Regions from separate parts of the Homo sapiens genome. Here regions 1, 2, 3, 4 and 5 are each linked to region 6. Evidence: chromatin contacts called from ENCODE Hi-C or POLR2A ChIA-PET data. All regions are on one chromosome and are shown on one strand. The core of a region is the stretch at or near the end of the contact, and the rest is flanking DNA. Distances in the headings are between cores, read along the strand shown.

Evidence for each region. Hi-C counts contacts between places; a loop is a spot of excess contacts on that map. ChIA-PET counts read pairs that join two places held with the same protein, here RNA polymerase II (POLR2A). Pooled maps may share reads with other maps.
Region 1: a loop to region 6 is called in a map of B cell, with 16 times the contacts of the local background. The contact joins the promoter of KDM4B here to the promoter of VMAC in region 6. A Hi-C loop is called at or near these places in 2 of 168 maps with a recorded cell type or tissue (B cell and naive thymus-derived CD4-positive, alpha-beta T cell), 4 of 37 single-sample maps with no recorded cell type and 11 of 50 pooled maps.
Region 2: a pooled map shows a loop between it and region 6 (11-fold over the local background). The contact joins the promoter of UHRF1 here to the promoter of VMAC in region 6. A Hi-C loop is called at or near these places in 7 of 50 pooled maps. POLR2A ChIA-PET finds 5 or more read pairs at or near these places in 2 of 52 experiments (A673 and activated CD4-positive, alpha-beta memory T cell).
Region 3: a loop to region 6 is called in a pooled map, with 25 times the contacts of the local background. The contact joins the enhancer-like site here to the promoter of VMAC in region 6. A Hi-C loop is called at or near these places in 2 of 37 single-sample maps with no recorded cell type and 6 of 50 pooled maps.
Region 4: a loop to region 6 is called in a map of B cell, with 25 times the contacts of the local background. The contact joins the promoter of SLC25A23 here to the promoter of VMAC in region 6. A Hi-C loop is called at or near these places in 2 of 168 maps with a recorded cell type or tissue (B cell and CD8-positive, alpha-beta T cell), 1 of 37 single-sample maps with no recorded cell type and 12 of 50 pooled maps. POLR2A ChIA-PET finds 5 or more read pairs at or near these places in 4 of 52 experiments (B cell, CD4-positive, alpha-beta T cell, H1 and 1 more).
Region 5: a loop to region 6 is called in a map of ascending aorta, with 4 times the contacts of the local background. The contact joins the promoter of GPR108 here to the promoter of VMAC in region 6. A Hi-C loop is called at or near these places in 5 of 168 maps with a recorded cell type or tissue (ascending aorta, breast epithelium, gastrocnemius medialis and 1 more), 6 of 37 single-sample maps with no recorded cell type and 17 of 50 pooled maps. POLR2A ChIA-PET finds 5 or more read pairs at or near these places in 1 of 52 experiments (H1).

Annotation. Positions count from the first base shown.
Region 1 is chr19:4,967,705-4,970,950 of GRCh38, reverse strand. It overlaps KDM4B (lysine demethylase 4B), which reads right to left and starts at 1,838. Exons shown (of 23, transcript NM_015015.3): 1 at 1,721-1,838. RefSeq lists an enhancer at 349-398 and silencers at 1,665-1,964, 2,275-2,374.
Region 2 is chr19:4,907,453-4,911,129 of GRCh38, reverse strand. UHRF1 (ubiquitin like with PHD and ring finger domains 1) reads right to left here and starts at 1,629. Exons shown (of 17, transcript NM_001048201.3): 1 at 1,475-1,629; 2 at 92-254. The coding sequence starts at 244. It also overlaps a transcript of ARRDC5 not described here. RefSeq lists silencers at 771-1,290, 1,791-1,870 and an enhancer at 1,690-2,596.
Region 3 is chr19:5,127,548-5,131,218 of GRCh38, reverse strand. It overlaps KDM4B (lysine demethylase 4B), which reads right to left. Exons shown (of 23, transcript NM_015015.3): 12 at 1-143. Among named protein-coding and RNA genes, the nearest start is that of PTPRS-AS1, 48 kb to the left of the region's middle. RefSeq lists enhancers at 348-457, 498-1,034, 1,035-1,571, 1,572-2,109, 2,110-2,645 and 1 more and silencers at 2,054-2,103, 2,134-2,183, 2,427-2,591. Within about 2 kb of position 2,203, at least 18 of the 41 ENCODE cell types and tissues checked have a DNase peak (open chromatin) inside an H3K27ac peak, as active enhancers do.
Region 4 is chr19:6,458,385-6,461,802 of GRCh38, reverse strand. SLC25A23 (solute carrier family 25 member 23) reads left to right here and starts at 2,011. Exons shown (of 10, transcript NM_024103.3): 1 at 2,011-2,330. The coding sequence starts at 2,175. RefSeq lists silencers at 1,320-1,499, 2,010-2,149, 2,200-2,259.
Region 5 is chr19:6,735,337-6,738,950 of GRCh38, reverse strand. It overlaps GPR108 (G protein-coupled receptor 108), which reads left to right and starts at 1,371. Exons shown (of 18, transcript NM_001080452.2): 1 at 1,371-1,494; 2 at 2,240-2,359; 3 at 2,993-3,043; 4 at 3,247-3,329. The coding sequence starts at 1,375. It overlaps MIR6791 (microRNA 6791), which reads left to right and starts at 2,173; the gene lies at 2,173-2,239. RefSeq lists enhancers at 1-714, 847-906, 2,347-2,496, 3,020-3,614 and silencers at 1,397-1,456, 1,557-1,726, 1,875-2,036, 2,402-2,556.
Region 6 is chr19:5,903,622-5,906,967 of GRCh38, reverse strand. VMAC (vimentin type intermediate filament associated coiled-coil protein) reads right to left here and starts at 2,096. Exons shown (of 2, transcript NM_001017921.4): 1 at 1,887-2,096. The coding sequence starts at 2,077. It overlaps NDUFA11 (NADH:ubiquinone oxidoreductase subunit A11), which reads left to right and starts at 3,178. Exons shown (of 4, transcript NM_175614.5): 1 at 3,178-3,346. The coding sequence starts at 3,260. RefSeq lists a silencer at 1,913-2,262 and enhancers at 2,303-2,422, 2,996-3,290, 3,100-3,346.

The DNA.
Region 1 (3,246 bases), core at 589-3,088, 940 kb after region 6:
GGACAGTCTGACCCGTCCTGGTGTCGCCGGCTCAAGGAGGGGGAGCGCCCGGACCTGCCAGGTGTCCAATCAGACACACGGAGACGAGGCTGGCAAGTCCCAGAAATCCTCGGCTCAGACAGAAGTTGACTCTACCACGGCTTTACGCTCCGACCTTCAGGGTTTCAAAACATAAACTGCAAAGCGGAGAGAGGATGCCCACTGCTTCAGCAGGGGCTGCAGGAGAAGGCTGACCCCGTGTGTTGACAAACCCTCCTGGTGGCTCATAAGGAAGCTATTATTGGAGAATTAGGGGAGTCATTAGCTCCCATAACGGCAGTGATAAAAGCCCATAGGAGTCGTCTAATGAGCCTGCTTTAGGACTGGTGCTGTTTTTAGGAGCATTCTCCAGCCCGGGGACATTCTGATAAATGGCCATTGAGGCAGAGGACTGGGGCAGGGCACCGATCCCTTGAATTCAGTCCAGTATCCAGAGATCCCAAGACAGTGCAGGCACCCGGTGGGACCCAAAGGAACTTGCTGAATACACGCCCCAGCCAGAAACACATGGAAAAAGACGCTCTTCACATATGACAGGATCACTAGGCTCCACGGAGCTGAACCACCTTCTCACTAGTTTCACAACTCGGGGAACACTTCCTCACAGGGTGCTGGTAAATTATTAAAACAGAAGCATCCTCCCCCAAGCAAACAGATGGGATGCACCCAAAAGCAGTCCATGCCTCCACTGCCCCCAGGGGCGGAAAACATGCCCCTTAAAACCTTCCACCGTGCCCAGGTGGACAGAGTCCCCCGTCCTGCCTGATTGTCATGGCCACCACTGAGCGCAGACCTGGGCCCTGGCAGACCCCAGGTCAAGCAGATTTCAGAGCGAGTCCGTCCCCAGCTCCCAGGGGGATGTCCACGGGGGACACAGAAAAGGGGTCTCGGCGGAAGCAACTCCTCAATTCATTTCTCTAGAGCAGGGGCTTCGTTCGAGATGGCGATCAGGCTGGAAGGGGGAGGGACGGAGAGACTCGTGGAGGCTGCCGTTGCATAGCAAGATGATTTTTTTCTAAAATCCAGATTGCATATGCTTATGGCGGGGTGGGGGTTTCGGGTACGTACAGGGGGGCAAGTTTGGAAGCTACCAAGGCATAGCAGGTTGACCGGAGGTGGGGGCAGTGCAGGAGCAATGATAGGCATTTAGGGGGCATCCCTGGGTGTCCAGCTGGGGGGCTTCCCCTTAGCCCCCCTGGCGCCCAAAGGGCCAGAAACGCAGGCGGGGGTTACCCAGGGGCTGGGGTCTTTTTCCTTTTTCTTGCTTTCTTTCAAAAATAATAATAATAATAGGCCGAGGCTTGTCCCGGGTGATAAAAGGGCCCGGCCGGGGCCACCCACGCTGTCATCTTTTGTGCGGGGCGCCGGGGCCGTCTGTGCCCAGCCCCCGCGCGCCCCCGGCCCGGGAAGGGGCCCCCGCTCCCGCCCCTGGGCGCGCCCCGCCATTGTCCGGCCCCGCCGCCCCCGCCCGAAAACCAGCGGGCGCCCCCGGGCCGGGCGGTTAACGCCCCAACCGCCCCGCCGGCCCGGACAAAGCGCGAGGCCCGGCCCGAGCAGGCCGCGCCCGAGGCCTGGGCCTCGAGTCCCGGGCGCGCCCGCAGCCCCGAGCCGCGACGCGGGGGCGGCCATGGCGGCGGGGTCCGCGCTCGGACACGGCCGGGCGGCCTCCCCGTGGGCTCACCTGAGGCGGCGTGCGCGGCCCGGTCCGGGAGCAGCGGCGCGCTCTCCCCCGCCCTCGGCGTCGCACCCCCAGGCCCCGCTCGGGCCGGGCCCCGCTCGGTTGCTGGCGACCGAGCCCTCCGCAAGCGCTCGCGGGGGGGCTTATAAGGCCGCGCGCCAGCTCCGCCCCGACTGCCATTGGCTGCCGGATCCACGCCCGAGCGCCCATTGGCCGGAGCTGACAGCTCCGCCCCTCCCCTCCGCCGGGCCCATCAACACCGCACGGCCCGCCCACCGCGCGCCGCGATTGGGCGGGGACAAACGCCGGCCTCGCCTCTTCATTGGCAGACCGGCGGGGACACGCCGGCGCCCACCCACGTGCCCGCTGACCGGCTCTGTTCTCATTGGAGGGGGCGCACGCCAGCCAAGGCTGCCGCGACCAACCCGACGGCAGCTGGGCCTTGGATTGACAAGGGAGCCTCAGGGCCCGCCCGACGACCGCACAGAGAGGAGCCAGTATTGGCTTGAGGGGCCAGCCCGAGGCGCGGACAGGCTGGGGCAGGTGCCAATCACTGCCCGCAAGCTCCGGGCCCCGCCCTGGTTATCAGGCGGCGGCTGAGTACGTGAGACCCAGCACAGCATCAGCACCGGCCGGGAACGTGCAGGCTGGAGGTTCGAAACCCGTGGCCGGAATGTGGGCTTAGCGTTCCCCAATTTGCAAAGTGCCAAGCAAGGAGACATAGCGATCCGTTTTGCAAAGGAGGAGAACCGAGAACATAGGGTAAAGCAGCAAGAGCCTCCACCCCGCCACCGTAGGTCTATTCCCATCACAATCAACAAACCTTTGCCAAGGGGCAAGGCCTTCGGAATAGTTAGGGTCCCTCTCCCCGAGTTCCCTAAAATGTATGGGAGAGAATGAGCTTTGGTGCTTTCTGACCTGGATTCAAAGCTAAGCCGGGCCCCATGCCTCACTGTGGTTGACCTCCAGCAAAGTAACCTCGCTGAGTCTGTTTCCAACTGTGCAATGGATATGATGGTAGTGGCCACACCCCGTCTACCCGCCTCTTGAGAATGTTGCAAGGATTAAGTGGGATGAGGCACGGAGAAAGATTTGACCCTGTGACTTCACAAAATGAGCATTCATTGTGTACTGGACCACGCAGGGGTGTGAGGCATGCCCCCATTTGGAGTGGCAGGAGTGTAAATTGGGCAATTTGACATTTTCTAATAACATTCTAAGTGCATCCACCACCCGATAACCCAGCCAGCAGTTCTTCCTGGAGGTGATGTACCCAGAAAAAAGGTCTGGAGCTTACACAATTCAAGAATGCCGGCGGCAGGGCTGTCTGCAACTGTTTCCAATGTTTTGCACTAACTATCCATCAGTGGGGGATTAGAGAAGTAACTTAATAGCAATCAGTACTCTGGAATACTTACTATGTAGCAATTGAAAAGGAGGCCAGGCCCGGTGCTGTGGCTCGGGCGACTCACACCTGTAATCCCAGCACTTTGGGAGGTCGAGTCGGGTGGAACACCTGAGGTCCAGAG
Region 2 (3,677 bases), core at 380-2,879, 1.0 Mb after region 6:
GGGAGGTGGGAGGGAGAAAGTATCGGCTGGTGGCTGCAGAGGCGCGAGGCCTGGACCAGGCATAGAACAAAGGTGCTGGCGGCGGGTGTACCTGTTTGCCCCTGTAGAACAGCCTCTGCAGGCCTGGCTCCACGTGGAACAGCTCCTGGATCTTCCGCCTCAGCTCCTCCACCTTGGTCAGCCTGGACAGCGAGTCCACCGTGTGGGTCTGCCTCCCGTCCATGGTCCGAACCTGGATCCACATGGTGTCGGCGCTGAGGGGAGGGACAGCAAAAACCCCCATCAGTTTTACCAGCACCTCTGAGCCATGCCATGCTCTAAGGAGTCGGGGTTGCTTTTGTCCGGCCTGTGGACACCAGGAAACTCCCAGGATGCCCTTCCAGTCCTCCTGTACAGCCAGACCCTGGCCAGGACCAGACACAACAAATTAAGCACTTAAGGCATTAACGACTAGCCAAGTGTTGAAGATTGAGGAGGAAGGAGAATGAAAAGAGGGAATTGAAAGAAAAGCAGAAGGTCCAACCCATCCCTCCTTCCCCACGACCAGAGGAGAAAGGAGGCCCGGGCCAAGTGGCCGAGTTGGTTCGTTTATTCATTCATTCATTGATTCATTCATTCCTCGGATTCCTATTTACGGAAGAGGGAATCCCAGAAGTCCAGCGCGGGCCGGAACTTCAGAAGTCCCGGGGGAACTCAACCAAGTGCCACTGAGAGGGAAAAACCCCACCCGAGATCCGCGGACCCCGGGACCCCTCGGTGCCCACGCCCCCCCTCCTTGCCGGCCCCCCCCGCGCGCGTGCGCGACCGGGCCCGCCCCGCGGTGGCCATGGTAACCGGCCGCCCCGTCCCGGCCACCCGCGAGCGCGCGCGCCCCGCGACTCACCTCGACCTCCAACCCCCGGCAGCTCGCGCCCCTCCAAACCCTGGACCCTCGGCGTCCCTCCCGCACTCCCACTGGCCCGCGCGGGTCGCGCCAGCGAGCCCACGCCCACCCCCGCCGCCGGGACTACAGAGGGGGCCCCCGCTCGTCAAGTCCCGCCCCCCTTCACTTGAGCCGCCTCTTATTGGCTCCGCAGCACCCGGCCGCCCCGCCCCGCTCGCTCCCCATTGGCCCAGATGCTCCCGGGGAACTCAGGGCGCGCGAAATCGGGCTCGGGCGCGACAATTGAATCGCGGGGCGCCCCGCGCGCAGGCGCGGAGCCTGACATCCTCCCCGGCGGCTCGCCAGGCCCTCCCCCACCCGGCGCGCTCGACCCCCCGCCGGGCTCCGGGGACGCAGCGCTGGTCCCGGCTCCAGCCGGATGTGTGCCGGGGAACGATTCCCGAGGGTTAGGTGGAAGGGGAGGCCCTGGATCCCGGGACAGAGTGCGGGACATGCGTGCGCCCGGGCTGGCCGCGCGGGAAAGTTTTGCAAAGTTCCCGAGCCCCGTGCGCCCGGCCCGGGCTGGCACCCCGACCCGGCCCGCCCGCTCACCTCTCCGGTCGCCGCGAACAGCTTGTCTGCCTGCGCGCGTGGCCCGGCTGGGGATGGCGATGAAACCGCGTGCGTGGCCCGGACCCCGCGCGGACTTGCGTGCGACCCGGAGCGCCCGCTCGGCAAACGCTGCCCGCCGCGCTGCCAGCTGCTCTGATTTTTTTCCCGCGAAAACTCGGCATTTGGGAGTTGCGGGGCCGCAGGAGGCCGTGCCGGGGGCGGGCGCCTGCCTCCTGATTGGCCGACGCAGTGGCGGGAAGCGAGAAAGAGGGTGGGGGGCGCCCCCGCCTCTGTCCACGGCGCCTCCGCCTAGTGGGCCACGGCTCCGCCCAGCCCTGCGCGCTCTGCTGGGCGCGCCCAGCGTGCAAAGGGGCTGCGTGGCAGGGCCTGGTCACCCCCCGCACGTGGACACCCCAGGAGCCTTGGGGACCCCCAGGGTACAGACCCCCTGAACTCTTAAGTCCAAGTCCGTTCGCAGCCCCCCACTCGCACGCATTGACCAGTAGGTCTAAGAAGGCCGGAATCAATGTGTAAATACTGCGAGGGAATGTGGGGGGCCCCTAGGAGACCACCTGCACCCTGATGGCTCGCCCGATCGCCCCAAGCCCCACTGCCTGGCGTCAGGGCCTGCCAGGGCTCCCCACTCTACCCACCCGCAGGGCTTGTTTGCTGTCTTTTCCCGCCTCGTTTTCCCGCCTTCTCCAGGCTGTCCAGGCGGGCAGGGCTGCCCTGCCCCCTCCGCCCTGTCTGTTCCACTCTGACCAGTCCTGGCGGGCACAGGAGTGACCTGTGCTGGGCACCTACAAAGCAGCCGGACAGGTTGCTCAGAGCTGCAGAACCCAGCGGTGTACATGGCAGACCCAGTTGGTGGTCTCAGGGAGGGAAAATTCCTATCTGGGGGAGACAGGCAAGAAATGAATAACTAAAGCAGATAATTTCAGATGATTCCTTATAGGAGAGTGACCAGCAGCCATGTGGTGGGAGGCGGGGAGAGAGGATACTCTCTCACTGGGGCCACTGCGGTGGGCCTCTCAGAGAAGATGACATTTGAGCTGGAATCGGAGATGAGACTCCAAGGACAGATGGGTCTAGGAGGGAAAGTCAAACCCAGAGGCCGGAAAAGGCTTAGAGGTGTCCAGGGAGCAGGAAGGGGCTGGTGTGGTTGGGGCCCACTGAGCAAAGGGGAGGGGGAGTTGAGGTCAGAGGGGTGATATATAATACCTTGAAGGCCACCGGGGAGGACTTTGGTCTTTCCCTTGAGAGCTGTGAGCAGAAAAATGTTGAGTTCCCACTTAGCTTTTTACAGTTTCTTCGTCACTCTATTAAGTCTCCTCTATCTGGTCAGTGGGACTTCTGCTATGTCCCTAATATAGGAGACAGATCATGGCCCCCGAAGATATGCGTCTCTAGACCCCCACGTCCTCGCCCCCAGGATCTGTGAATACAGTGCCTTACACAGCTAAAAGGACTTTGCAACTTTGCAGGTGTGATTCAGTTAATGATTTTGAGTTGGGGAGCGTCTCCTGGGTGATCCAGGTGGGCACAATGTCCTTAAAAGGTCCTAATAAGTGAAAAAGGGATACAAAAGGTCAAAGTCAAAGGAGATGGGAAAGTGGAAGCAGGCTTTACAATGATCAGGCCAAGGGCCGGGCGCGTTGGCTCACACCTGTAATCCCAGCACTTTGGGAGGCCGAGGCAGGCAGATCACCTGAGGTCAGGAGTTCGAGACCAGCCTGACTAACATGGAGAAACCCCGTTTCTACTAAAAACACAAAATTAGCCTGGCGTGGTGGCACATGTCTGTAATCCCAGCTACTCGGGAGGCTGAGGCAGGAGAATCGCTTGAACCCAGGAGGCAGAGGTTGTGGTGAGCCAAGATCGCGCCATTGCACTCCAGCCTGGGCAACAAAAGCAAAACTCAGTCTCAAAAAAAAAAAAAAAAAAAAAAAAAGATCAGGCCAAGAGGCAAGGAAGATGGGCAGCCTCTGGTGGCTAGAAAAAGCAAGAAAGACTCCTAGAACCCGCCCTGCCCCTAAAATTTATTTCAGACTTCTGACCTCCCAAACTGTAAGATGATAAATGTGTGGGCCGGGCGTGGTGGCTCACACGTGTAATCCCAGTACTTTGGGAGGCCGAGGCAGGCAGATAACTGGAGGTCAGGAGTCGCCAGACTAGCCTGGTCAACATGGTGAAACCCCATCTC
Region 3 (3,671 bases), core at 954-3,453, 780 kb after region 6:
CTCCAGTGGGGATGGCAGCCACAGCGCCTCCTCTGAGGGGAAGTGAGCAGGCGGGGGCGGCAGCTGTGGGGGCAGCAGGCCGAAGCTCTTCTTCTTCCGCTCGCTCTTGGCCTTGGTTGGCCGCAGCTTGCCCCTCCCGTCCTCTGTGGGAAGAGGAGAGGGAGGTCAGGGAGGAGAACCCGGGCTCAAGTGCTGGTCCCACGCTCCCCAGAAATCCCCCAACTTTGACTGGGATGGTCGAGGGCTCCTTCCACCCAGAGAGGCCACACGAACATGGGTGGGCAGAGAACACAGGCTTCGGGCCACCTCAGATCACCGCAGGGGCACCTGGCCAGGCACCCCCAGGCCTTGGTCTCCCCACAACGCAGGCGCAGCAGCGGCACTTGCCTGCCAAGGCCTGTGAGGACCCACCAGGTGTTGCTCTATGTGCCTTCTGGGGTCACGGGAGGTGAGGAGACGCGTCACCAAACCCAGCCAGGGGAGGCTGCTCTGTCTTCTGGGCTCCCACCTGGGTGGGCCGTACCAAATGGCACTTTCCCGGTGGAGGTGGGGGAGAAGCACTTTTTGTGTTCTCGTGTATCCGAATTACGTACATTTCTACTGTTGATGTAGAAACGTTAAGGTTTTGCTTTTGACGAAAGTAAAACCTTGAACAACGCACAAAATCTTAATCAACGAACCCCAACCTGGCGGTCACATGAGCGAACCAGGAAGCGTCAGATGGGCCTGTGGGGCCCGACACCCTTCCGCGTGGAACTCCCCGGGGCCAGCAATGGGGAGATTTCCTGACAGGTGACAGGGAGGGGACAGTTGACTCATGTGTTTGGTGGCATTTTACTTTGGGGCCAGGACGGGTTTGCAGTAAATAAAATAAAACTGGGATGAGCAGCCTGGCTGGCTGAATCACAGCCCCCAGAAGCGTGCGGGTCCCAACTCTCCTGGACATGTGGATGTGGGACATGACAGAGGGACATGGGGGACTCTGGCAGAGGGGACTCTGTGGGTGGGACTGAGTGAAATGGGAGGTGATCCTAGATGATCCAAGAGGCCCGATGTCCTCACAAGGCCCTCACAAGATGAGGCGGGAGGGTGAGAGTCAGAGAGAGACTGGAAGAGGCTGCGCTGTGCCTGTGAAGGGAGAGGAAGGGACTCGAGCTGAGGGATGCAGGGGCCTCTAGATGCTGGGAAAGGTTTCTGTCCTGGAGTGCCCAGGAGGGCCTGTCCCTGCACACAGCTCCATGTGAGCCCAGCGGCGCTCTGTGTCGGGCTGTGGGAAGCTCGTGCCGGGGCAATCCCTCTGAGGGCCGCCGCACTCAGGGTAAGTTGTGGCACGGCAACTTGGAGCCCTGTCCTCGAGGAAGACCAGCCTGGCCGCACAGCACACTGTGGACCCCAGAACACCGTGAGCCCTGGGGCCCTGGGGCCCTGCCTGCTCCATCTGGAGGAGGGGGACAGGGGCTCAGGCCCCCACCTGTGTGTCTCCAGGCCCTAAGGCTCTTGGGACATTCTGGAAGGAGGAACCGTGGTTGATATCCAAGGGATTCTTGGGCTGTGGGGCTTTCAGTGCTAAAACTGGAAGGTCCCAAGCAGATCAGGATGAACTGGTCACTGCTAACATTTCACCACCTCCACCTCCCCCAACAGGCTGGAAAAATAAGGAAAAATTAAGAGAAGGAAATTCATTTCTGCACACTAAACTGTTGACCATGTGGCACTTAACGGGGTCTGGTTTGGAGCACAGCGCCCACATCTCACCACTTGCTATAAAACCCACCACGGGCTGCCCCCAGCTCCACAGTCCGTGATGCCAGGACCAGTGGTAAGCGCTGAGACCCTCAGCAATGAGGCTCCCAAGGGCCGAGGGTGACACTTAACCCTTGACCCACACTGACCCCAGTAAGGGTCAAGTGAGGACCCTCCCCCAACAGACCCTGCAGCCAGGAGGAAGCCACACTGCCCCACACACTCCCACAAGGGGCCCCCAGCCCACAGCCTCCCCCAGGAGTGGAGGCGGCCCTGCCCTCCCTGCTCCAGCTCTCCTCCCCACACCCTACCCAGCTCCATCTGCAGGCTTGGGGGACCGCCCACGGTGTCCTTGGCAGGCACACGCCCACCTGTTTCTCAAGAAGGACAGGCGAGCAGCCATAAGGTGAAGGCAGCCCCCGCCACTGCCCTGGCCCCCACCCCTGCTAGTCCTGAGCATTCTGGGGCACTGGGGGCACTGGCCGGGCTCCTCCCTGACCTCCACCCCGGCAGGGGAGCCTGGAACACCCCCAGGTCCTGTCTGGCCTTGCAGGGAGCGCAGTCTTCCCCTCCGCTGGTATCCGGGCCCCCCGCTGTTATATGACCCCCCCCCCCGCCCCCCGCCTCCACTGTTATCTGGCCCCTCAGCTGTTATCTGGCCAGGGGAGGTAAACACTGGACACAGCAGACAGGCTGGCGTGGGAAGAAATACTTTTTCCCTGCCGATGCCAGAGGGGAGGCACCCCCTCCCTGGGAGGCTGGGAGCAGAGGCGTGGAGATGCAGAGGGGAGGGGCCGGAAGCTTCACCAGGGCTGGAAGCTGGAGCAGCCCGGGGAGGCTGCAGAGGCCGCACGCCTCACCCCGAGCGCCTGTCAGGAAAGCCACTGTCCTGCGTGTGTAAAAGGCACTTGAGGACAAACAGCTTTGTTCCCCTAAGGAAATCCAATATTCCTTCGTCCATGATAGCGCCTGCCCAGCCTCACTCAGGACTGCAGGCTGCGGTGCCCATCCAGCCTCACCGGGGACTGGGACTCAGGCCCCCCACTGCTGGGCCGGCTTCCCAAGCCGGGTTCAACTTCAAGGGCAGGGGCTGGCGTGGGATCTGGCCCAGGAGGGCCCCACCTGGGGCATCGATGGTCTCAGGAGAGGGAGGAAGATGCCAGGACACAGCCTCACGGCCTCCAGCTGCAGGGCCACTCAGTGCACACATGAGGAATTGGGGAAGGAGGCGAGGAGGAAACACTCATCAGAGTCCCCAGCCGGCACCCCCACCCACCCCTCACACACAACAGGCAGCTCCGCACACAGGGGACTCCAGCCGGGGCTGTGGGGGCCAGGGACACAGAGCCGGGCTGTCCTCACACACAACAGGTAGCTCCGCACACAGGAGACTCCAGCCGGGGCTGTGGGGCCAGGGACACAGAGCTGGGCTGTCCTCACACACAACAGGCAGCTCTGTGCACAGGGGACTCCAGCCAGGGCTGTGGGGCCAGAGACACAGAGCCGGGCTGTCCTCACGAGACCACAGGTGCCTGCTCAGAGGGTCCCTGGGGAGTCCCCGCCTCTCTAAGGGGCTGGCATCCTCCCCCGACCAACGGGGCCTCCTGGGAGCTGAGGGGCGGCTGGTGTGACCGCCCCAGGCCCTGGTTCTGCTCGGGAGGCAAGGCTGGGTGGGGAGCTGAGGCCACCATCGTCCCCTAGGCCTCCCGGGGGCTGTCCTCTCACCAAGGGCCACACTGTAGGGCTCTCTCCCTCCTCCTCCAAGGACAGGGATGGCCCCAAGTCCCGCTTCCCCACAGCCCTCCCTGGTTGGCTGCCTGGTTCTGTCTCCCGGAGGGACCAGGCATGGGAGACAAAGTGGGACATAATTTGAGCCTCAGGTGCCCGGCTGATGAGTGCCACCCCATCCCCTGTCTGGAGACAGCAGT
Region 4 (3,418 bases), core at 762-3,261, 550 kb before region 6:
TGTATCTTTGGATAAAGGATGATGATAATAACAAGACCCCCTCCTGAGGACCCTTGGGTGACAAGTGATGATTAAAGAATAATTAGGCCAGGCCGGGCGCGGTGACTCACGCCTGTAATCCCAGCACTTTGGGAGGCTGAAGCGGGAGGATAATCTGAGGTCAGGTGTTCGAGACCAGCCTGGTCCACAGGTGAAACCCCCCCCCCCCGTCTCTAATAAAAATACAAAACTCACGGCTGCGGTCGGGCATGGTGGCTCATGCCTGTAATCCCAGCACTTTGGGAGGCCGAGGCGGGCGGATCACGAGGTCAGGAGTTTGAGACCAGCCTAACCAACATGGTGAAACCCCGTCTCTACTAAAAATACAAAAATTAGCCGGGCGTGGTGGTGTGCGCCTGTAATCTCAGCTACTTGGGAGGCTGAGGCGGGAGCATTGCTTGAACCCGGGAGGCGGAGGTTGTGGTGAGCTGAGATCGTGCCATTGCACTCCAGCCTGGGCAATAAGAGCGAAACTCCATCTCAAAAAAAAAAAAAAAAAAAAAAAAAAAAAAAAAAAAAAAAAAAAAAAACTCACTGCTGCGTGCGATGGCTCACGCCTATAATCCCAGCACTTTGGGAGGCTGAGGCGGGCGGATCACGAGGTCAGGAGTTCGAGACCAGCCTGGCCAACATGGTGAAACCCCGTCTCCACTAAAAATACAAAAATTAGCTGGGTTTGGTGGCGGGCGCCTGTAATCCCAGCTACTCGGGAGGCTGAGGCAAAAGAATCGTTTGAATCCGGGAGGCGGAGGTTGCAGTGAGCCGAGATCGCGCCATTGCACTCCAGCCTGAGCAACAACAGCGAAACTCCGTTTCAAAAAAAAAAAAAAAAAAAAGATAATTAATTCTTTCTAGGGTATAGAGTGATGGTTAAGGATCCCAGATCTCTTTAAACCCTGTTTTGCCCCTTAGTGGTCATCAGGACTGGGGAGAATGACTTAACCTCCGCTTCCTTATCTGCAAAGTGCGAACGCCAGTACCACCTACCTTATAGGGTTTTGGCAAAGACGACTCGAGAGGTGAGTAAAAGCCCTGGCATGTGCAAAGCACTGAATCAAAGTGAGATTTGTTATCGAGTATTCGCTGTCAAGTGGTCTGGGCTCCCTTCCCCCTAATGGTGGATCGAGAAACTGCGCCCGAAACTAGCAGTAGGGACATTCCGCAGGTGCAGCGAGTGCGACAGGCTGGGGCCCTGCCTCCAGCGCTCGACCACTGGGATCCTCAACCCCGCGCCCGGGTCACTGAGCCACCCCCTCCCCACGCCGCTCAGCGTCTGATTGCGGCCGCGGCCCCTTTAAGATCTCCTGGCAGGCGGTGGGACTGCGGGCTGGAGGCAGTCGGGGGTCTGCGGGGAGGCCCCGCCTAGGTGGGAGAAGAGGCGGGGCGGGCGGGCTCAGCCCAGGAGGCGCTGACCAATAGGAAACCGACTTTGCAGCCGCGCCGCGCGTTGATTTTCTGTTTCCCAGTCAGAGTGGGAACCGAGAAAGGAAGCGCGCGGGCGGGAAGAAGGGACAGTGGGAGAGCATCGCTCCTGGATCTTCTGTTTCTGCGGCCGAGCGGGGAAGGTGTAAGGCGCGGGCGGGCAGAGAGCGAGCGAGATGGTGCACGGTTCTTGCGTGCGTCTGGGAAAAGCGAGAACTTGAGTTCCTGAAGATTAGTGGGTGTGGCGGGGAGGTCAAGTGGAAGGGGATTATGAAACCCAATCCCCGACAGCGCTCTACCTTGCCCCCTTGGGCAAAGGGGGAAAGGGTAAACTGAGGCACGCAGAGGCGGAACTCTGAAACCAGACCTGAGACCACTGAGCTCCCTAGCCCGTCTTCCCAGAAGGAACTCTGGTGTTCCTCGGCTGTGCAATACCAGACCATCCCAGACATTCCCTCCCCACGCCCCCAGCTCCGCCCTCGGTCCCCTCCCCCCAATGCAGGTCGGGGGAGGAGACGCAAGTTCTGGCGCGGGCGGCGACGGCTAGCCGTCACCACCTCCCGCAAGTGCCAGAGCCGAGCGGACTGCGCGGAGGCTGCGGAGCCGGCGGCCGCGGGAGCTGACCCTGCGGGGTCCCGGGGGGGGAGGGGGAGCCGCGAAGCCCCCACTGAGGCCGCCGCTGCCGGGCCTCCCCTCCCCCCCGGGCGGGCGCCATGCGGGGGAGCCCGGGCGACGCGGAGCGGCGGCAGCGCTGGGGTCGCCTGTTCGAGGAGCTGGACAGTAACAAGGATGGCCGCGTGGACGTGCACGAGTTGCGCCAGGGGCTGGCCAGGCTGGGCGGGGGCAACCCAGACCCCGGCGCCCAACAGGTACCCCCACCCCCAGGGACCTCCTCCCCTCCCGGCCCCGCCCGCTCCCGGTTACCCAAGCCCCTGAACTGGGCGGCCGGAGCCACCAGGGACTACCTGTGGCTGGACTCCAGAACCTGTGTCTCTGTCTCGTTCCCCCTACCCACTCGTGTTTGGCCTAACGGGATCGCTCAAGACAGGGACGCCGAGGCCCCAAGCCTGCAGTTCCGCGGCCAACACCCGATCCCCCTGCTGCGGGGCAGGGGGCGTCTGCCTGGGAAGAGATGGGGGCGCTTTCCTGCCCACTGCCCGGGACACACCCTCCTCCAGACTGCACAGCCCATGACGTGCCCTGCTCTCACCTCCAGGAGACACACCCTCCATCCTCTGGGCACCTACTGCCCTGGCCTGCAGCTGCCCCGATCCCTGTGTTTACATTCCCTGGCCTGCCCTTTCATGGGCCGTTCACGGGCCTGGCTCACTGTCCCGGGCTGCCCCAGCCAGGGACCCAATCCTGTCTGCGGTCACCCGCAGCTGGGAATGCACCTATAACAAGACTTTCCTCCCGCTGCCCCCACCTCCACTTTGCAGGTCCTTCCCACACCTGTAGCCCCAGATCGCTCTAAGAGAACCACAGCAACCCTGAGAGCAGTCCAACCTCCCACTTCCCAAATGGGAAAAACCAAGGCCTCAGCCACTCCGCTTGGTTCTCTCCTGCCCCACATCGCCCAGGGCTTCCTCCAAAGGGAACCCCTGGGTCCCCCATGTGGACAGGGTTTTTTAAGAGGCAGCTGGGTTCAACAGGAATGAGATACCTAAAAAAATAACAAAAACTAAAAACAAGAGACAGCTGGAAGGACAGGCTTTACAGATGAGAACTGAGGTTACCATTTCCTGGTTCTGTGACCTTGAACTGGTGACTTGACCTTGCAGAGCCTCAGTTTGCTCACCAGGAAAACTAGACCACTCACACCCACCGCACAGACCTGTGGTGGCTGTAGGGATCTGGCTGAGAAGTTAGCTGACTGAGGGAGAAGTGGGGTGACGTCTTCTATCCCCTTCCTCAAGGCGCTGGGGGCTCTGGGTTCCTAAGGCATAAGGTGACATGC
Region 5 (3,614 bases), core at 122-2,621, 830 kb before region 6:
CCATCTGGGCCCTGGAGAAGGGAAGTCTGTCACCTCTCCCATAAAAGTCTGTTCACACCTTGTAAATCCCTTTGAGGTGCTGGAATGAAAGAGGAGAGGAGGCACTGGGGATTCCCACTCCCATTCTCTCCGGGCTTTGGCGCTTTCTCTGCAGCCTCAGACAAGGCTGGGCGTCTTGCAGGGGGGCCCTTGGGTATACGTTCCCCTTACACAGAGCACCCAGGCTCCCAGAACAGAGAGATACAGCTGAGCCCAGGAGGAGAGCCTTGGGAGCCCACACTGGGACTGATGTCTCTGCTGAGACCTGGCCCCACCTGCTGGTGGCTTCTGAGCTAGAAAATGTCTGATTGCAGTTGGGCAATTGAACCCAGTGAGTTCTGTGGCTAGTCTCAAATGGGGGCTCAGCCTAGCAAAGTTCTGAGTTCACCTCTGCTCAGAGACTCAAACTGGAATTGGGGTTCAGTCCAGGTCAGCACCACCGTGGGGATAGGGGATAGAGGCCAGAGGCTTAACCAGAAGGATTAGCAACCCGGTAAGGGGTCAGGTCCAATCTGGAGTCAGGGCTAGTCCAGATCGGTGGCCTAAACCAGAGATTAAGCCTCAGTGTGTGGTGTGGGGGACGAGGGGGTGTCAGAGTTTCAGGCTGAAGTTAGGACTCAACTTGCAGAGAGGGAGTTCACCTGGGGTCAGAGTTCAGCCCGGAGTCCGGTCTAGCCTGGAATCTGGGGGTGGGGCTCCAATTGCCTCACTCTGGAATAAAAGGCTTAGCCTAAGGCTGGGGTCTCAGCCTGGGGTCATAGGTCATCCTAGGGTCAAACTTTAACCTGAGGCCAGCTTTAGGCCTCTCTGTGGACCAGGAAGATTAGGAAAACAGGTCAGGCCTGAACAGATGCGTGTGTTTACCAAAAGCCTCAGCTCTGGCTGGGAGCCACATCCCTGGCTCAAGAAGAGGAAGTCCGTCCTTGGGGATACTGGGAAAGGTAGTTTATTTAATGCTTTGTGGCCCTTGTCTGCTCCCGCTGCATTCTGGGTAATGTAGTCCCGGACAGTTAAGAGTGGGTGGAGAAATTCCGCTTTAAGGGCCGGATATCAGATCCATGACAATTGGTTAGATAAACTGCTCATTAAATCACATCCGGACAATCTTTATAGCGATTGGTGAGAGTGAGCTGGGGGTTAAGCGTTATCGGCTCTCCCATTCGGAACCGGTGCTGTCCGTCGGTGACGCAAGCAGGCGGGCTTGCGGAGAGGCAATTGCTGATTGGTTGGCGGACTGGAAACTCCGAAAGGCCGGGCCCCGCCGTGCGGCGATTGGCTCATCGGTGGGCGGGCTTGGGCGCCAGAGGCGGAGTCGGGGAGGAGGTGGCTCCAGAGATGGCAGTGAGCGAGAGGAGGGGGCTCGGCCGCGGGAGCCCCGCGGAGTGGGGGCAGCGGCTACTTCTGGTGCTGCTGCTGGGTGGCTGCTCCGGGCGCATCCACCAGCTGGCGCTGACGGTGAGGCCCGCCGCGCGAGGGTCTGGGGTCGGTGGCGCAACTTTGTCTCGGAGAAGCCCCCTGGCTTGGAGTGGTCTCGTCCGCCCTCCCCCGTCCCCGAGGCGGTGGAGTGGTCCGGCGCCCCCCGTTTCCGGGCCCGGAGTGGTCTCGTCCCGGGATCCCCTTCGGTCCTCCGGATGGAGTTGCCGGGTCCGCCTCGCTGGGGTCGGCCCCCTCCCTTCGGGGGCGAGGCTCCATCTCTTGGGGACTACACCCCCCTTCCCCCCAACTGGGTCTTAGTCCTTTAAATTCTTGGAATCACTTTTGGGGCGCTAGAGACCCTGGAGCCGCACAGCGGGGTCCTGGGGGGCTATAGAGTGGGGTCCTCTGGGCACTTAATGGGATTTGGGGGGTTCTGTTGAAATATTGCTGGGAGCTCAACTGGAATGTAAAAGTTCTTCGGGAAGGTGAAGGTCAGGCACGCCGAGGTGAATAACTGTTCTCCGGGCGGTGCTCACCCCAGTGGGGAGACTTCCAGGTGCCGCAGGATCTCTGTTCCTGGGTTCTCAGAACAGAGGTCGGAGAATGCAGGACCACCCTTCCCCTGCAGGGAGGAAGTCCCTCTCAACTTTCTCTTGTCATCCTCTGGGCCTGTCCTAAATAGAGGGGTACCAGGAGGCCCTTCTGGAGGTCCTCGTGCCAGACCCCTGGGGCTGGGCAGGCGGAAAGAGGTCTGAACTGCCTCTGCCTCCTTGGTCTCCGGCAGGGGGAGAAGCGAGCGGACATCCAGCTGAACAGCTTCGGTTTCTACACCAATGGCTCTCTGGAGGTGGAGTTGAGCGTCCTGCGGCTGGGCCTCCGGGAGGCAGAAGAGAAGTCCCTGCTGGTGAGGGACCTTGAGGAGTTTGCTGGAGGAGAGCACGGTGCAATCCCCCGGTTCTGGGTTCCCAGCTCTGCCGCTACCCATGTGATCTTGTACAAGTCCCGTCATCTCTCTGAGCCTGTTTCGTCATCTGTACCTGGGAGTAATGATGTCTTACACAGGATGTGCTAGGCACTTTTCTTAAGACTTGGGGGACAGGCGGGGCGCGGTGGCTCAGGCTTTGTAGTCCTAGCACTTTGGGAGGCCAAGGTGGGAGGATTGCCTGAGGCCAGGAGTTCAAGACCAGCCTGGGCAACATAGTGAGAACCCCGTCTCTACAAAAAGTTTTTAAAATTAGCCGGGCGTGGTGAGGTGTGCCTGTAGTCCCAGCCAGTCGGGAGGCCGAGGTGAGAGGATCGTTTGAACCTGGGAGTTCGAGGCTGTAGTGAGCTATGATCCTGCCACTGTATTCCAGCTTGAGAAACAGAATGAGGTCCACCCACCACCCCAACTCTAAAAAAGAAAAAGAGCGTGTGGGATCTAGCACATGTTAGGTGTTCAGTAAATGTGAGGTTAGGTTTCTATTGCTACTGAAAGGGATAGCTGGGAGGTCTCTACTGTCCCTCACACCCTCCCCTTTTTTTTTCCACCCACCAGGTGGGGTTCAGTCTCAGCCGGGTTCGGTCTGGCAGAGTTCGCTCCTATTCAGTGAGTGGAGGGCATGGGGAAGACGGGAGAAGGGGCTGGAGGGAGGGGGTAGGGTCTGTCCTCTGCATCTGTAACCCAAGGGCCCCTGTTCTTTGTCAGAGGCAGGAGCAGGAAGATCCCGTGGGTGGACAGGGAGGGAGACAGGGTGGAGCTGGACCAGGAGAGGAGTAACCAAGACTCACTCCCTCCTGCCCACCCCCCAGACCCGGGATTTCCAGGACTGCCCTCTCCAGAAAAACAGTAGCAGTTTCCTGGTCCTGTTCCTCATCAACACCAAGGATCTGCAGTGAGTTGGGGACCGGGGGCTCGCTCAGATCCTTCGTCTGCGTTTCCCTGGTGTGATGCCCACACGCACCTGGGCTGATCAGGTGGGATGAGAAGCAGAGAGAGAAAGCCACTTACTTTTTAGTTTTGCCTTCAAGTCTTCTGATTGTTGGAAGGAAGGAGAGAGGGACTCCGCGGGTGTTGGTGTCTCAGGGCAGAAGACCCGGATACAGAGGGTTGTTGTGAGAATGAATAACAATTGTTCGCACATGTTGAGTGCTTCCGGTGTCCCGGAGCTTTAATACAC
Region 6 (3,346 bases), core at 847-3,346:
GCAACTTCCGCCTCCTGGGTTCAAGCGATTCTCGTGCCTCAACCTCCCGAGTAGCTGGGACTACAGGCGTGTGCCACCACACCCAGCTAATTTTTTTGTATTTTTAGTAGAGACAGGGTTTCGCCATGTTGGCCAGGCTGGTCTCGAACTCCTGACCTCAGGTGATCTGCCTGCCTCAGCCTTCCAAAGTGCTGGGATTACAGGCGTGAGCCACCACCCAGCCAGTTTATGGCATTTTCTTATGAGAACCCTCATTTCGTCCCCTCACTCTTCCTGCAGTTCGTTCCTTTCCATTATCTTTTCCCACCTATTCTTAGTAGGCTCTTCCTCTGGGAAGCCTTCACTCTGAGATCCCTCAGAGCCCCATATGCCCCTCCATCATGGCCGCTGGCCACCAATGATGTAACTGCCCAGTGACATGTCTGTCTCTCCACTGGACTGTGGATACCCAATGGGCAAGGCTAAGTCTTACTGATGTGCTCCAGTACTCAGCAGAATGCCTGACACACAGTAGGTGCTCAATGAAGACGAATGAATGAGTGCCTGGCACAGAGCAGGTGCTCGGTAAAAATGAATATGTCCAATTAGCTCTGAAGTAATAGTTCCCACCTGGGACCCAGCTCCTCCCACCTCCCTGGGTGCCTGTCTCATCTCTTTCATCCTCAGCTGTCAGAGGGACTCTTCAACAATGCTGATATGGGCCAGCATGGTGGCTCGTGCCTATAATCCCAGCACTTCGGGAGGCTGAGGCAGGAGGATCACTTGAGCCCAGGAGTTCAAGGCCAGCCTAGGCAACATAGTCTGACCCCATTTCTAAAGGATTTTTTTTTTTAAATCAGCCAGGTGTGCTGTCGCACGCCTGTAATCCCAGCTACTTGAGAGGCTGAGGAGGGAGGGTGAGACTGCAGTGAGTCGAGATCGCACCACTGCATTCCAGCCTGGGCAACAGAGCAAGACCCTCTCTCAAAAATAATAGATAGGCATGGTGGCTTAGCCTGTAATCCCAGCACTTTGGAAGGGTGAGGTGGGAGGACTGCTTGAGCCCAGGAGTTCAAGACCAAACTGGGCAACAGGGCAAAACTGTCTCTACAAAAAAATACAAAAAATAAGCCATGCGTGGTGGTGGACGCCTGTAGTCCCAGCTGCTTGGGAGACTGAGGTGGGAGAATCACCTGAGCTCCGGAGGTCGAGGTGCACTCCAGCCTGGGCATAGGAGTGAGGCCCTGCCTCAAAAATAATAAATTTAGGCCGGGTGCGGTGGCTCACCCCTGTAATCCCAGCACTTTTAGGAGGCTGAGGCGGGCGGATCACCTGAGGTCAGGAGTTAGAGACCAGCCTGCACAACGTGACGAAAACCAGTCTCTACTAGAAATACAAAAAATCGACCGGGCGTGGTGGCGGGCGCCTGTAATCCCAGCTACACGGGAGGCTGAGGCAGGAGAATCGCTTGAATCTGGGAGGTGGAGGTTGCAGTGAGCTGAGATCACGCCACTGCACTCCAGCCTAGGCGACAAGAGCGAAACTCCGTCTCAAAAAAATAATAATAAATTTTAAAAGTTAAAATGCTGATATGATCCCCTCCTCCCCTGCTGAAGAGCCTGCTATGGCTCCCAATGCCTACGCTGGGCGGTCTGTGGTCCCTGCGTCGCTCAGCACCTGTGGGAAAGTGGGCCTGTTTGAAGTTAGAGGTCCACACCTGTGTCACTTCTCGCAACTTTACATACTGATTACTAATTCGAGTTTTTTGGTGTTTTTATCAATCCGATACTCAGTCTAGCGTCTATACAAGTGCACACGGTTCCCCCTGCCCTTCCTCGCTTTCCAGCCTCGGCTCTGCCTCCGCCTACCGCCTCGGTGAAGTCCACCTGGCCGGCCCCGGGCCTCACCGGTCCTTGGCGCGACCCAGTTCGTCTAGGGCGGCGCGCAGCTGCTGGTCGTGGAGGGCCAGGCGCTCGGCTTGGGCGTGCACCGTGCGCTCCGCCGCGTCCAGCCGCGCCTCCAGCTCCGCTGCGCGCCGGTGCACGGCTGCCAGGTGTGCGTTTGCCTCCCGGATCTGCAGGGCCGGCGGCGCCGACATGGCCCAGGCTGCTGTACAGGCCCGGCCACGCCCCCAGGCGGCCCGGAACTGGCACAGGCCCCGCCCCCGGGAGGGCCCCGCCCCACTAGACCTCGGCGCGATTGGTCGCTGACCCCGCTAGACCCCACCCCAGAGGGCTGGGTCGTGCTCTCCTCAAACCCAAACACTACCACCGGTTCCGGGATCATGAAACTCCGCCCCTGAGTTTGGGCTCACTCTAGGATTGGACAAGATCTTGACAGCCACGCCCCCAGGCTGGCCACATCCTTTGGCGGCTCGCGCAACTCAGGCTCTGGAAACAAGATTGGTCACACCTTCGATACTGTCCCCTCCCTACTTGGAAGCTAACACCAGGATTGGCCCGGACTCCGCGAAACAGCAAGCCTGACCACGCCCCCCGAACCTGTGGCCTGTCAGGGGTAGATCCAGGCACGGCCTCGCCCCTTCATCCCTTATACAGTCTCAGATTGGTCAAGTCCCTTTTAGGTTATGCCTCCAATTCTAGCCACGCCCCCAAGTCAAGCGCCTGTGTACTTCATCCGGCCTAGGGCGTGGGACAGCCGCGGGGTGAACAGAGGCCACGTCCCGCTGAGCTTCTCGTATTGTCATTGGTCACTTTCCCGATAATCCCCGCCCCTGATCCTGTCCACGGCCCAAAACAGTAGCACGCTGCTCAGACTCCAGCTTGGTGACTGACCACAGGGCATGACCACTCGCTATGCAGATTCTGACACTGGGTGTGGCCACATCCCCGCCATGCCCCGCCCCCCAGTCATTGTTTCGTCATGTCTTGCTCCTATCAACTGGAGTCCCGCCCGTCCCAGTCTGAGCCCGGCCCCTCCCCTAGTAGATAGTCCCCGCCTCTAGTAGTCCCTAACCTAGGACTCCCTGAGCTGGGACTAGCGAAATCTGTCTGCACTGATCGCAGTCGTCCTCAGTTTCACCCTCTAGGAATCGGCCTGGGGATGCACGTGCTACTCTCTTCCTCCAGGCCGGTCCCCGGCGCGTGCGCGCGATCCATGTCCATGTCCGCGCCTATCAATAAAGTTGCTCACTTGTTGCCGGCCCGCTAGCCCGAAAGGTTGCGCGCGCAGCCCGAGAAGTCTCGCGATAGCCAGCCGCGGCTGCCCTTGCGCTTCCCGAGCTGGCGGGGTCCGTGGTGCGGGATCGAGATTGCGGGCTATGGCGCCGAAGGTTTTTCGTCAGTACTGGGATATCCCCGATGGCACCGATTGCCACCGCAAAGCCTACAGCACCACCAGTATTGCC